3 separate regions of the Mus musculus genome follow, and all the other regions are linked to region 3. Evidence: chromatin contacts called from ENCODE Hi-C or POLR2A ChIA-PET data. All regions are on one chromosome and are shown on one strand. Each heading gives the region's core, a stretch centred on a gene start or an enhancer-like site at or near the end of the contact. The rest is flanking DNA. Distances are from core to core; before and after follow the strand shown. Region 1 overlaps Gm43837 (a long non-coding RNA gene). Region 2 overlaps Tbc1d1 (TBC1 domain family, member 1). Region 3 holds the start of Tlr6 (toll-like receptor 6).

Region 1 (4,605 bases), core at 1,173-3,672, 570 kb before region 3:
TTGATGGTTAGGATTGGTCAGGAGTGGACTCCTCCACTTCCCTTTCTCCATCCTGGGCTCTTGTCTGATTTGTAACTATGCAGGTCTTGTTTGTATTGTTACAGTCTCTGTGTGTACATGTGTATCAGTTCTGGAAGACCCTGTTTAGGAAGGCATGTTTTTCATTCTCTCTTACAAAGGAAATTCTTTCAATGAGTCTGTACTTTCACACCGTAGAGCAGGGCGGGGTCTCACTTCCACTCCCATTTCCTAGTGCTGCAAGCAGCTTCTTGAAGGATGCTAATCTGTTTAACAGATTAGCTGCTTTGTCTATACTGGTTTTACCTCCAACTTTAGGTAAGTTTGTGTTTTGTGTTTTTTGTTTTTCTCTCTCAAACTGCATGTTTTCCCAAATTTTCCTGCTCGGAGTTTCCTGACTAAAAGCAGCCAAAAATGGCCCTGTACCAGCCTGAATGCTGTGAAGACTTGGAATTTTTTCAACCAAATAAATTGGCTCACTCTTTTAAAAACCAGCTTCAAAGCTGGATTGGTGGTGCACACCTTTAGTCCCAGCACTCAGGAGGCAGAGGCAGGCAGATCTCTGAGTTCGAGGCCAACCTGACCTGCAAAGTGAGTTCCAGAACAGTGGGGGCTACACAGACAAACCCTGCCTTGGAAACAAAACAACAGAAAAACCCAGCTTCACTTCAAAATTTAAAGACCTTAAAGAATACAGACAAATTCCTTCTGGAGATATAATAGAAATGACTTGAGATCTAATTCCCTATACAATCCCTGTCCTTGTCTGGAGCCTCTGAGCCTGTCCTTTGCCATCCGTGTTTCTGTCAGCATTCTGGGTCTTCTACATTTGGACCAGAATCATCCATTACATTCACAGCATGTCAGGGCTTCTCCAGTCCACTGCCCCAAACTTCCAAATTCCTTCCACAAATCATCTGCCAAAGTCTAAGCAGGATGACTTTGGGGTGTTCATAGAAGTCACCCTACTTCTCTGCTATCTGTTTTCTGTGTTTGTTACTTGAATATCACTCTGACCACTATCTCCAACAGAAATGGTAGAGGAGAGAGATGGTGGAGGAGAGAGATGGTGGAGGAGAGAGATGGTGGAGGAGAGTTTATGTTGGTTCTCGGGTTCAGAGGTTTCAGCTCATCACAGCAGGGAGGGAGTTGCAGAGCTCATGGCTGTCAGAGGAAGTTCTCAAGAGGCTCCATCTGCAGGAAGCAGAGAGCAGTCTCTGGAGGCCCTTTATTGAGTGATCACTACAGTCTATCGAAAGCTTTGCATTCTCTGCCCTTCCCTTCTCAATACCACATCTGACATAGGCAGATCCCAGCCAAGAGTGTGTTGATTAAAGTTTGTGTTTGGGGACTGAACACATGACTCCATAAGCAAGAGCGTTAAAAGACCAGAATTGGATCCCATGATGCACATAAAAAGCCAGGCATGGCTCTATGTGCACCTCTAACCCCAATGCTGAGAAGGGGGCTGGTGGAGAAGCAGAGACATACCATTCCACTTTGTGCTCCCGGCCGGTCACACACTTCCAGTCACCCACCAAGGGACTCTTTCATTGGCGAATGAAAGATACACACACACTAGCTTGTTTTTGAAATGCTGTGATTAGCTCAAAGGTTAGGCAGTGCTAAGCCTTTGCCTGCTACCCCAGGCCCAATAGGGAAGTGGGCAGTGGCCACTTACCAGAATTCTTACACTGCTCAGAGGCTCTCTCTGCCACAGCTCTAAATCTGAGCCATCTCTCAACTCATCTCAAGCCATCTCAGGCAATCCTCTGTCTCCACTTCTCTATCCCAAGCCCTCGCAAATCTAAGTGTCCCGGTCCATCTCCTTTTGCCCAACCATTGACTGCTAGCATCTTTATTGATCAATCAAAAACCAATTGGGGACAAGGTCCTTCAGCATTTGGACACACAGATTCCTGATTAAATCAAAGCATTAGAACCAATCCTCAATACATCAGTCCAGACACAGGTTCAGAGACCCTGTCTAGGAGGAATAAAAAGGAGAGTAATGGGACAAGATCCCAGGTGTCCTTATCTGACTTCTGCCTACATGCATAGATAGACATGTACACATGAACATACATGTGCACATACACGACACACAGATACAAAAGCCATGTTTTTCTTTAGTCTCAAAAAACCCTGAAAAATCCCAGAGGCTGCAAGTTGCTCCTGCTTGAAATCCATGGAGATCACTAAGGCTTCTCTGAGTCAGCTAGGAGTCTGAATGAGCTCAGAAAACCAGGAGCTAACTGTGAGGAGGTGGTAGGGAGGGGGTGTCAGGGTGGGAGGGTTGCCACTAGCTTCTGCAGGGGATGGGGAAGAGGAGAGAGTGGGGAGAATGGAAGGAGGGGACCATCCAGCAGCTGGCCCAGCTGTGTGGCCTGTGCTGTCCTCCCTTTCTGGCCCTCAATTGCTCTTTGAACAGCTCTGCATTTATGGCCACTTGGACAAGCCCCGGCATTGTTTGCCTCTAGTATCTAAGGTCAGAGGCCTTAGAGGAATGGCATGGTTCTATTTCCTTAAATAGTGACTTGGGAATGAAATGAGTAAGCGTGTCTTTAATTAGCCATACCCCAGAGGCCTGCGGGGGTGGGGGGGTCTGGTAGATGGTGGGCCCCCTGCCAAGATCAGCATTGTGAGGCTGGTATTTGGTCCAGGGTGTGGGGGGGGGGGGAGGGTTCAGTGCTATGCATTATTTACCCTCCCTCCTCATCTCCTATTGTCCTATCAGCCTCAACTCCAATTCTGTCCCCATGTCAACATGAAGGATGCCCCGGAGCTGGAGAGAGGAAAGAAGGGAGCCCTTTCTGAGCAACTACCACAGCCTAGGCACTGTGCCAGACACTGGAAAGGGCAAGGTCAAAGATGGAAGGATCGTGCGGAGGTGAGCCAATGAAGGCTGAGCCCAGGCCACCTAGTCCCACAGTGGTGATGCAGTTAAAGCATAAGGGTCCCTGGCACCAGGGGAGGTTTCAGAATTGCTGTATCCCCTTTACTGCATTTTTCACACTCTGTAACCACACCACAGAGCCACCCCTGCTACAATCTCCACCCTGTTTCTTTCTGTTGCTTCCAGAACCTGCCTGGGTTCTCTTTCCTCAAAACCTCCAGGGGGCTGCTAGGCATCTCTACACTCTTTCTTTCTTCTCTCTCTGAGAGAAAATCCCTTTCCAGCCTCCCTCTGCTTACAGCTACCTTTCCTTCTGTTTCTTCAGTTCTTGTTGTCGATGTCACAGAAAAGAAAATGATCATTCAGAAAGAACAAAGGGAGGAGGCAAAGGAGCCTGCAAAGGAGATGCTGATTGGCTGAAGGTTTAAGGATGCTGCAAGTGTGGAAGCCAAAGAGGGAGAAGTGCCTGAGACCACCGCCCAGACAGGAGCCATAGCTGACTGTGGAAGGGAGACTAGGAATAGCCACAAGAAAGAAATTTCCATTCAGAAGGAATGGAACGGGCAAAAGAATTTGGGAAGAAGTTGAGTGGTTAATCTACTCAGGTTTTACCTTCTGATGTTGATGTTTCTAAGAAATTGTGATTGCAGAAAGGGTCAGAACATTTTCTGTCTTCTCAGCTACTCAGATTGGAATTTCAGAGTCCACTTGGGCTGGCAGGCTGAGACAGACAGTATCCCCAGACCATGTCCCCCATACCCCTTCCCACAACTCCCCCCCGCCCCCCCGCCCGTACCATCTTCACCTCCAAGGAATGAGGGAACACCTTGGGCAGGTCTGGGCAGGGCAGGCCTGTTTTGCCCAGGTCAGCTGTGGTCGCCTCAGGAATGAGAAAGAAAGCCTGACTATAAACAAGACTTTTTCCACGATCCCTTGATGTGCGCTCCTTATGGGAGGCACAGGACGTCCAGAGCTCTCTTCTCAGTGTTTGGCTAGGGCTTACCTGGCTTCACGCTCTTCACTCTCCTCTACCTCTTGACCTCACATGCTGATTTGTGCTTCTGGGGTCTTACATAATATGTTATCCTGGAATCATGTTTTAAATGGTGCTTTGTGAAAATGGCATTGCTGGGGCTAATGCTGCACCACAAAGTAATCCCTGGAGATGCGGAGTGTGGTCCAGGGCCAGCAGCATCAACATCTCTTGGGAACTTGTTAGAGATACAGGCCCCAGGGTCCTACCTGTGGGTGGAGTACTGCCATCAGAATTTTAACAAGCCCTATGGTGGGTCTGACTTTTGAGCATGCTCCAATTAGGAAGGAAGCTATTTAATGCCAGGAGATGGAACCCTGGGTTTGTAGACTTACCAAGGAACCAAAAATACCATTTGTCTGCTGCAAGACCCTAGGCTTGTTGCACCAGAGGCAGAGATGTGATTTCTTAGCAAGCTAATGAACCTTTGCTCTCCAAGATGGAGGGGGTGTGGGGGGGGGAGGAGCTTTTGACAAGGATGCAGGGGGTGGGGGACTTCCTGATGGGGGCAGGTGACCTTCACAGGAAGGGTTTTGGTTCCAGCACAACTACTGTGAAGGAATGCTCCCATTCAGAGCTGTAGGATGTCCTGAGGGGGGTGGGGGTGGGGGTGGGTACCTCCCTCCCTTCTTGGAAGTTGCCACACCTAATTCTCTAG
Region 2 (4,517 bases), core at 1,449-3,948, 660 kb before region 3:
GTACTCCTCCTGGGACTTTCTCCCTGAGAGTCTTCTCACACCGCCTGCTTCCTTTCCTACGTTCTCCCGTGCCCCAGCACTTATGAATGTCTGCCCTGCATGGGCTGCCACGTGACTCTGCTCGTTCTTCCGTAGCTTCTGGATATAAAGCTTCATCTCTGCCACGTGACTCTGCTCGTTCTTCCGTAGCTTCTGGATATAAAGCTTCATCTCCGGAGCGGAGTGGAGTCCCCAGTGCACCCCAGCTTGCCCTTCACCATTGCCCTGCTTCAGAGCCTTGCCACAACACGCATATGCTCAGGGGCTTCAGACCCTGCACCCCATCATGGCAAAGACTTAGTCGCCAGAGAGCTGCTTGGAGTGCAGTGCTAGCAAATGCTAACATGCAGCAGGAGTTCAAGGGCAGGCCGGGGGAGAGTATAAGGAAGTATTAGGAGTGTGTGTCCTTGGGAAGTTCCACTGTAGCAAGCTTGCCCATTAAAAGTGTATCTTGTCATTAATAGGTAAAGGTATGGAAGTATGTAGATAAATATCTTACAATTTCCCTGGCCCAGAAAGGGAAATTTGGGCGTTTTTGAGCTGTTATGTTAGTCTGCTTGTCCTTCCCACCAGAGTTCAGACCATCCTTTTGGTCTCTGAGCCCAAGGCACAACTCTCTTCTGTTTTGTTTAGAGGTGTGGGGGGGGGGTGGGGGGGCAGGGGGAATCATTTTATAAAAAATGCTTCACAAGGGCTCATCACGGGCTTCACTAGGGGTGTACCTCCAGCCCTTGTAATAGTCTTTACCATGCCCAAATGAAAACTTTAATACATGTCTAAAACTATAGGACATGCCCCCTGCCCTGGGATAATGCAGTGGACACACCATGTTTGCAGGACTCCTCCCTGCTGGTGTAAGTAGAATGAAGGGGCCCTTGCCTCTCCTATGGGTTCAATGTTTGCTCCCTCCCAGATGCCTGTGATGAAGCCCTGGCCCCTACTGGGTAGGAGATTAGGAACAGCATAGAAGCCCAGCAGCTCTGCTTCCCACTGCTCCCCTGCTCCCAGCCACTCCCTAGCTCCTCACTATTCCCCAGCCCCTGGCGAGGGCTTATTTGAAAGCATACTCTCCCTCCTCTCTCCTGCTCCATAACTTAACCTCTTGACTCTTTCCAGGCCTCCTTTTAGCCTCCATAGCACCCGTGCCAGGCTTACACCTGTGCCGCGGCTGGGAGAGGCTTGGGGACAAATAAGGAAGTAGGTGTCTTCTCTGGTTCTTTTTACCATGCCTCCGGGTTTGCAGAGGCCAGAGCTGGGGAGAGGTGCACAGGCAGAGTGTGTGTGTGTAGTATGTGTGTGTGTGTGTGTGTGTGTGTGTGTGTGTGTGTGTATACATGCGAGCACACACTCCAAACAAGCTGCTTCACTGCACTTAGCTAATAACATGGGTTGGGCAATGGTGCCTTTAGCTTTCTGTAGTATATTTTTCTGTTGTGTGAGTGACTCATTGGTTTCTGTCCCTGACTATTTATGTTCAGATCTGGAGGGTTTTTTGAAGGGAATTTATTATTGTTCGATTTGTGTGGGTGGTAGATTTGGGTCAGTAGGGAGGAGCCCCTTTCTGAGTGCATTTCTTAAGAAAATGGTGTTAATTTGAGTTCAAACAATTGCCTTTGACTAAGATCATGTGATTTGGCCAGTGTTTGAAAAGACAGATGTATTTTTATACTTTATTTAATAGTCACGGTGCACATGATGGGTAGAGTCATTGTTTAATCTGAAACTTATTTAAAGGTACCCTTGGGGCTAAGAGGTTAGCTCAGTGGTAGAATACTTTACAAAACCCTCATTAAGATCCATAGCACTGCAAAAATAAAATAAATCCAAGACGTGCCTGTTGTCTCGTATTACAGTGTCACATAGTATGATGCTACCAGTTAAGATAAATATATAAAAACTTAACTTCAGTGAACATACTGAATGCCCAGATCCAGGGCCTTCAAACATGTCTGTGAATTAGAATTCCCAGTTGTGTAAGCCTTGTTTGCTGGGTCTACCCTAGAGTTTATGATTGATTTATCAGGCCTTGGTGTTTGGGACTGCATTTCTCACAAGCTCTCAGGGTTGCCTCTTGCTGATGCTATTAGGGCCATATTCTGGGAAGCAGTCCCGGGGACTCAGCTCATTGACACTGCGACCCACATGCTCTTAGGGGGACTCTGAGGCAGCTTTTGTCTTCTGTGCCTCTGGTAAACTGCGGGAAGAGGTGGCTTGATCAGCAGCTGTAGTCCTGGACATCAGCAGTGTAAATGACGAATGCTGAGTGCTTGGACATCTTTTAAAAGCTCTTTGTTGGGCTTAGGGTGAATACCAGTAAGCTAAGTGCACATGGTCCCTGCCTTCAGGCTCTGGCACAGAACTTGTAGCATGCCCCCTTGTTACTTCTTCACTGCACATGCATCGGGATGGAGGTCTTGCTTAACAGGTGACCCTTTGTTTGTGACCCACGTTACCAACTTGGCCTATTTCTTGCAATATACCTGCACCTCTCTCCTTTTCCTGGTCTTGGTGGAACTCTTTGTGGTCTCTGATTCTATCTGCTGCTTTGCCCATGCTGCACTTCTCAGGGAGAAGCTTTCCCTGGCCTTGGCAGCTGCCTTCAGACTCGGCACGTGATGACTGCCCCAACTCTATAGAAGAGCTGTTAGGGATGGCTCATTCATCAGTAATGGCCCCTCTGAACTCCTGTTACCCCGCTGACCTGTCTTCAGCCACTCCTGACACTGACTGGAATGGGGCCCACTCAGCTGTCTCCTTGGGAACAGAACTTGATTTTATCTCACCATTGTTTTGGGCTGAAGTGGGTGGATGCTTGGTCACAGGAGGATTAAGACTGAATCGGCCATATGTTTCTTATAAAGTCATATGTGTATAAAGGTATGTATGTGTTACTATCTCTGTAGATTTCAATGAGGAGGGGGATGGATGGATGGATGGATGGATGGATGGATGGATGGATGGACTGTGTAATTTAAGAACACAATTGTTTTTAGAGAGCCCCAGCCCAGTCCCTTGCTACCAACATAACATGCTCTAGGGCCTTGCTATGTTCTGTCCCTCTGATTTCTTTCTCTTCTGCTCCGTCTTCTCAGGATGTTCCAGGCTGCCCTGGTTCCCTTCTCTGGGATCCTTGAATATTGTTTGTGTTTGGGGTTCAGAGCAGTGGAGAGGCTTGCACCAGTGCTATGGTAGCAGAGGGTAGGTGCCTACGACCCCACAGGCAGGAACAGGAAGCAAGAGCGAGCATCCTGAGGGGGGCTGGTGGGGGGGCATGACCTTAGGACTGAGCTTTATGGTGGTAGTGGGGAGTCAGCCAGCCAGAGAGGGCTAAAAGGCCATCCCAGCCCTCACAGGCAAGATGGTCCATCCCTGACAATGCTGTTAAGCAGCCATGGGTCCTGGGCATGCCAAAGCGGGGAGGAAGGACCCCTGTTGTTGAGGGAGGGCCCTGGGGCCTTACTGTTAGTTTTAAGATGGAGCAAGCATTTCTCTTCCCCAGTGTTTTCAGTATGTGAGTGTTCCTTTCAAAAAATCTGCAGTCCAGGTTGGAGCAACAGCTCAGCATTAAGAACATGTATTGTTCTTACGGAGAACCTGTCTCTGACTTCCACCCAGCACTCACAGCATGCAGTTCGCAGCTGCCTCTGACATGTCTCTGAACTAGTTAGGTACTCACATATGCACGGCACACATACACACACACACACACACACAAAGTAAGAAAGACATACATATAAATAATGAAAAATTTCCAGTCTATGGAGAAATCTAAGCTGCACAAAGGTTTTAGTCACTAATGTTAGAATCAAGCACTGAACCTTACCCAATAAGTGCTCTTGGAACTTTGCTTATAATTCCGTATGTGCCTGTAGGTGACCAGGGCGCAGAGAGGCCTGGAGCCTGCTCGTTTGGTGTGAATGACTTGGCAGCATCGGTGTGACTCAGTCATGCTTCTCTCTGGCTCCTCTTTGCCTGTATTCCCATACCTGAATGAGGCGGGCAGGCGGCGGTTAGTCTGGGCTCCGAGTTCTACTCCTGGCTCCACGGACTGAGTTGCCCTATGTTCTGAGTGTTTCCCTTGAGCCCTAAAAATGTTTCTGGGTTATCTGGTGGTATGGAGGTAAAATTGGTAGGTACTTATAAATCCTGCCACCTAGCATCTAGGAATTATTCAGACACGTGACTTTGAGCCTCAGTTTCCACACTGGGGTGTGAAGAGTGTTCAGTGAAGTCACCTTCTAGAATAGAATCTCTTTGCGTTCGGAATGCTGACCATTCTGAGTAGTAGTCACATTCATTACCAGTTCTTCCATCAAACAATACACAGACACTATTGGATTAAGTAAATTAAATTTCATTTGTTTGGGAATTAATGTATAACTATTTCCTTTAAACTTATTTTTCTTTTATTGGCCATGGATTTTTTTTCTCTCATAATACATTCTGATTTCAGTTTCCCTTTTCTCTACTCCTCCCAG
Region 3 (4,886 bases), core at 461-2,960:
TTTTAACATCTTCTGGGGTCTCAGGCTATTATCTCTTACAATCTTGTAAAAAGCCGTCTTTATTTGATGTGCCAGGGTGAAGTGATATGGGGGGAGTCCCCCATCTCAGAGGAGGAGGAGGGGGGAAGTTGGAAGAGGAGCTGCATGAGGGGGCACTGATAGGAGAGGGAGCTGATATTGGGATGTAATGTAAATGAATGAGCGAATTAATTAATTAATTAATTAATGGGAAAAGTTGTCTCTAACAGAATTTCAGCTTGGAGTGTGGAGGCGGGCATAATGTTCCACTCCGTGCTGAGGCAGTTGAGGGTTGCCGGGAGAAGAGGAGCCCTTGGTAAGCCTAACTCAGTCCAATATAAGGCAACATAGCCAAGAGTACATGGATAGCACAAGTTGGATTTGATGGGATTGGACGGGGGTGGGTTGGGGGGACACTCAGGTGGGTGGGTGGTTAAGAGTTAGGAAGGGGCGAAGAAAAACACAGTGTTCAAAATTCTCAAAGAACTAATCAATTAAAGCTCTCTTAAAATATACCCCGCCAAAAAGTTTTATATGCAAGCATGCTTGTATTATTTATGATATAAATACACACATAAAGAGGGCCCAACCTCTTCAACAAGGTGGCAGAGAATGGACATTCACGGATGAGGTCCCCTCCTACAAATCCCCCTCCCCCACCCCCCGAGGGCAGCTTACGTGTCTATGTTCAAGGGACTGTCATTCATTCAGCTGCCATGTCCCCCACATGGATATGCGCGTCCTGGAAGATGCTCAGAACCTCGAGATGTTCCTAGGGTGCACATTCTGGCAAACAGCCCCAGACTTTAATGAATTCGTAGGTAGCATGGGTGGGACAAAGGGGAAGGTTTATTTATTTATTTTAAAGGAAGTATGAGGAGACAATAAGAATTTGCTTAATACATCAAACAGAAAGTGAAAGAGAAAAGAATAGTCAACCACAAAACCAAAAGTGGTGGCGGATGGAGGGAGCGCCGTAAAAACTAAAGCTATGAGAAAAGGGGGGTGGGGGGGAGGGTTGTAATCAAGTCAACACAAGCACAAGAGAAACCTGGCTCTGTCAAACTTTGGGTTTGAAGGCCAAGTGCCAGCTTCCGGCTGGATTCAAAGTTACAAAGAGTTTGGGAATCTTGATCTCAGTCACTTCCACCAAATGTTTCTTCAGATTCTTCTGTGGACAAAGGGCACGGCAAAAACTAGCGCAGCGGAAACGAATTCACATAGGAGGGACAGAATTAAATCCTTCCTCCAAAACGCTCATAAATTAGTGAGAGGTACAGACTAATAAAAGATTATAGTACCACGTGATGAGGAAACAGAACACTGTTTTTATACACACAGCCCAGTGTGCTGTCACGACCACAAAAGACTACAAAACTTCGTGAAAGGAGAAAACAGCCCAAACCAACGGGACAGGAAAAGTCACAGAAGTCGACTCACTTCCTTGGCTACCGCTGAAATGCCAGCTGTTGTCTGTCTACCCGAAAGTCACAGAAAATTCTTAGGTAGTCCAAACGACAGCCACGCTTTAAAACACCGCCACAAAATCGTTTTGTAAAAATTTCAAAGAAAGGTTACCTATTTCCAGCACTGACGGTACCATTTTCTTTCTCGATTGAAATATCAACGCAGTAATTTGAAAAATCCAGAAAAGCCTTCTTACTTACCAAGACTTCCTTCTCCGAATTTCTCTGAAAAAATAAGTTGCTTGACCAACCCTAGTCCTAAGCCTGGGAACCACGGTACTTAGGAGTGGTTTGGCGTCATCTCTTGGTACTCGTTGGAATTACCCCGTGTATAAAACCCTTCCAAAGCAGAGGGGCTCTGAGCTGCCGTCTATAAATCTTTGCTTCAATCTTTAGATTCATATAAACAAGCAGATTATGAACATTTTGGTGTTACTACGAGTATTTATTTAAGGTATGTTTTGTCTGCTTTTTGGTTTTTATTTTTGTTTAGTTTTGTTGTTTGTTGTTTGTTTTGTTTTATTTCAGACTGAATTTTAAATTGCCACCAGGATAGAAGTTAGGAGATTCAGTTCTGTGCTGTGACAATCCTTCATATTTCCCCTACAAAATCACCACTGTCATTCGAGCAAGGTTTCAGCACCTTGGGACTGACAGAGATACTTTAAAAACAAAATAAGCTTAAAGCTCATGGCGTGCTTTTTGGAAAGCCGGTTTTCAAGAGAAGTTTCAGTGTCAATACACATTTAGCCAGCCTCGACAGTTTGTCAACATTCACTACTACTGGGAGCTTCAGTTCTTAATTCGGGAAGAGCAAGCGATGCTGGTCTTCTTCCACAGCAGCTTAGAACTTGGTTTTCTAAAGACTGTTTAGAATTTGAGAAACACGTTTAGTCAAGGCTGAAAGGCAAAGAGGATGAAGGGCAGACACTTTGAGCAGGTGTCCCTGTATCCCGGCTTCTCACTCGATTAACTAGATGATCGTCTCCTAATTGATCTCTCTGGCTACCATCATCTCGTCTTTGAACAAAAAAACAAAAACAAAAAACTACCAAGACTGTACGTTGGCCAATGATAAGCTGGAAATCACTTCTGCTTTCGGGAGGAAACGAAGAAGAACATCTTACTGCTCATAGTCACTCAGCAAACATAAGAGGAAGTCTTCTCCGAACTGGGGAGGCTCAGCAAGGAGTGATGGGGCAAAGCTGGCAACTAGTGTGTGGAGGGAGCGAATGAGTGGAGATATCCAGACCCGACTGGAGACCTAGGCAGAGGGGAGAGGAGCCAATGAGATGCAAGGGATGGCAGGCAACACTGGGCCTGCTTCTTAAGAAACCACATGATTCAGAGGTATACACACAAGCTTGAGCAAGCACGCACGCACGCATACAGGCACACACATACGTGCGCCTAGCATTGAAGAGCGGTCACATGACTCACATCTCGGTTGTATTGCACAGTAATGATGACCTTTGGGGATGCAAGTGCTACTCCTGTTGAAGCTGTCACAACTCTAAGGGGAAGGGTAGAGCCAACCTAATTCATGCAACTCACATGGAAGGGACCACATGACAGGAAAATGAGCAGAAAAGAGAACACATTGGGCTGAGTGCCTCGCTTAGCCAACTGTGTAGCTTTGGGCAAGTTGTGTAACCTCACTGAGATTATTTTTTCATCTACAGAACAGTCAGAGTTGTGATTTTTTTTCGAGGGATGATAATGAATACCAAGCAGCTGGAATGATAACTGACAAAAAAAGAAGCCACAAGAGTAGGAGATTTGGATTCTGTGAAAGCCATGTTTTCACATGGGAAAGTAGAAAGATCATAGAGCATTGAGATCACATGAAGCAAATCAGGAAGCAGAACTATGGCCTAGCACGCATATACAGGGCTCGTCTTCCTGCCAGCTTTACTCTGGGCATTTTACAAGTACTTACCAACACTCATAAAGGTGCTGGGAGATAAGTGTTCTACCCCCACCTCACACTGGTTCAGGAGTAGCTAAGAAATGGACTGGTCAGGGGCAGGCCGTCCCAAGACTGTGCTCAGCATCACAGTGTGCCAGGTCCCAAGTCTCACATAAGGAGACACCGAGAGGTAGCCATTTGACTCAGAAGCCGGAACTCAGGTTCAGAGTCAGAAGCCGATGGATGCCTGCGGCCAGAAGGCAGAGGGAGCACCACCCTGCCTTCACTTCCAACTGTCTGATTTCTAGAGCCATAAGAGGAACACATTGCTGTTGTTTTAAGCCACGTGGCTAAAGGAAATTTCCTATATCGGCCACAGGAGACTAGTAGCATTATCACATGCATATACTGGAACACATACAATGCTTTTCTTCAGAACTCTTGTCTTCCAGCATAACTAAGAGAGAGTCCCATTCACCATGTTATCCCCCTTTGTCCTTTAAAAAATACCATATATGATGTTTCATATTTTATGAGATAGCATCTTACAAGTGGGTCTCATATCGTCCTGCCTCGGCTCCCCGGTGTTGACATTGCAAGCATGCGCCACCCTATCCGATTTTATGTGTTATGCTACTTTAATTTTTTTTAAATGTCACAGTGGGATAAATAAGATAATATAGCCTAAAGCCAGTTAATATCCTGTCGCAGTTCAGACAGAAGGAAAACATTATTAAGTACTGATATTAAAGCTAACATTTGCTGTTGAATTTGTGGGGAAGACAAACCACGGACTGAATTAAAATGGTATTTGTAGTGCGTACAACCATGTAATGGTATCCAAACTATGTCAGGTTTTCCACACATCAATAAAAATGTGACTGAGAAACCCAAAGGGCGGGCACAAATTAAGCCAAGAATATAATCGGATGGATTGGGGGCGGGGCTAGAAATGGGTCTAACACGAGAAAGCACACGGCGAAGCATCCTCACTGCCTGTGGGAAGATACAGACACTACTCAGTGCACACTCCTGAGATAGACAAAGAACAGGACACTCAGAGATACCAAGTATGAGTCAGAATGTTAGAAACAGGAGCTTACCAACACTTCCCGTGCTCCCAAATTGTTAAAAAAGGCTCAGAGGAGCCAGATGTTGACACCATTTTTGAAGCTCTTCTCATGACTCTTGGTGTCATAGGAGGATCTAGGCACTGAGACCTGCATACTAGCCTGGTGTCTGGCTCCTAGCTGCATCCTTATAGGACCCTGGAGGCATCTGCCCTTGACTTTCTGATTTCCCCATCTCTGTCTTTCCTTCCAGCATTTGAAACCAGTCCTTGAAATCAATCACCAACTGATCTCAACCATTCTGCCTGATGTTTCAGGTTTGGTGTTTGGTTCACTAAGTTGAGCACCAGCCCTTCACTAATTCAGGTTTTGGTAGTTGAATAGAACACCCCTGATTGTACCCGAGATGCTGTTAACACCAGC

What was found. Hi-C counts contacts between places; a loop is a spot of excess contacts on that map. ChIA-PET counts read pairs that join two places held with the same protein, here RNA polymerase II (POLR2A).
Region 1: a map of v-Abl transformed pro-B cells shows a loop between it and region 3 (3-fold over the local background). The contact joins the enhancer-like site here to the promoter of Tlr6 in region 3. A Hi-C loop is called at or near these places in 2 of 37 maps with a recorded cell type or tissue (Patski and v-Abl transformed pro-B cells). POLR2A ChIA-PET finds 5 or more read pairs at or near these places in 1 of 5 experiments (Patski).
Region 2: a map of heart shows a loop between it and region 3 (2.5-fold over the local background). The contact joins the enhancer-like site here to the promoter of Tlr6 in region 3. A Hi-C loop is called at or near these places in 4 of 37 maps with a recorded cell type or tissue (Patski, heart and left cerebral cortex).

The regions. Positions count from the first base shown.
Region 1 is chr5:64,386,974-64,391,578 of GRCm38, forward strand. Gm43837 (a long non-coding RNA gene) reads left to right here. Exons shown (of 3, transcript XR_003955925.1): 3 at 2,756-2,902. Among named protein-coding and RNA genes, the nearest start is that of Gm43837, 11 kb to the left of the region's middle. Within about 2 kb of position 2,423, at least 1 of the 3 ENCODE cell types and tissues checked has a DNase peak (open chromatin) inside an H3K27ac peak, as active enhancers do.
Region 2 is chr5:64,298,678-64,303,194 of GRCm38, forward strand. The region is part of intron 14 of Tbc1d1 (TBC1 domain family, member 1); the gene reads left to right. Among named protein-coding and RNA genes, the nearest start is that of Gm38634, 44 kb to the left of the region's middle. Within about 2 kb of position 2,699, at least 1 of the 3 ENCODE cell types and tissues checked has a DNase peak (open chromatin) inside an H3K27ac peak, as active enhancers do; it is heart, where a contact is called at or near this core.
Region 3 is chr5:64,958,338-64,963,223 of GRCm38, forward strand. It overlaps Tlr6 (toll-like receptor 6), which reads right to left and starts at 1,711. Exons shown (of 2, transcript NM_001359180.2): 1 at 1,686-1,711.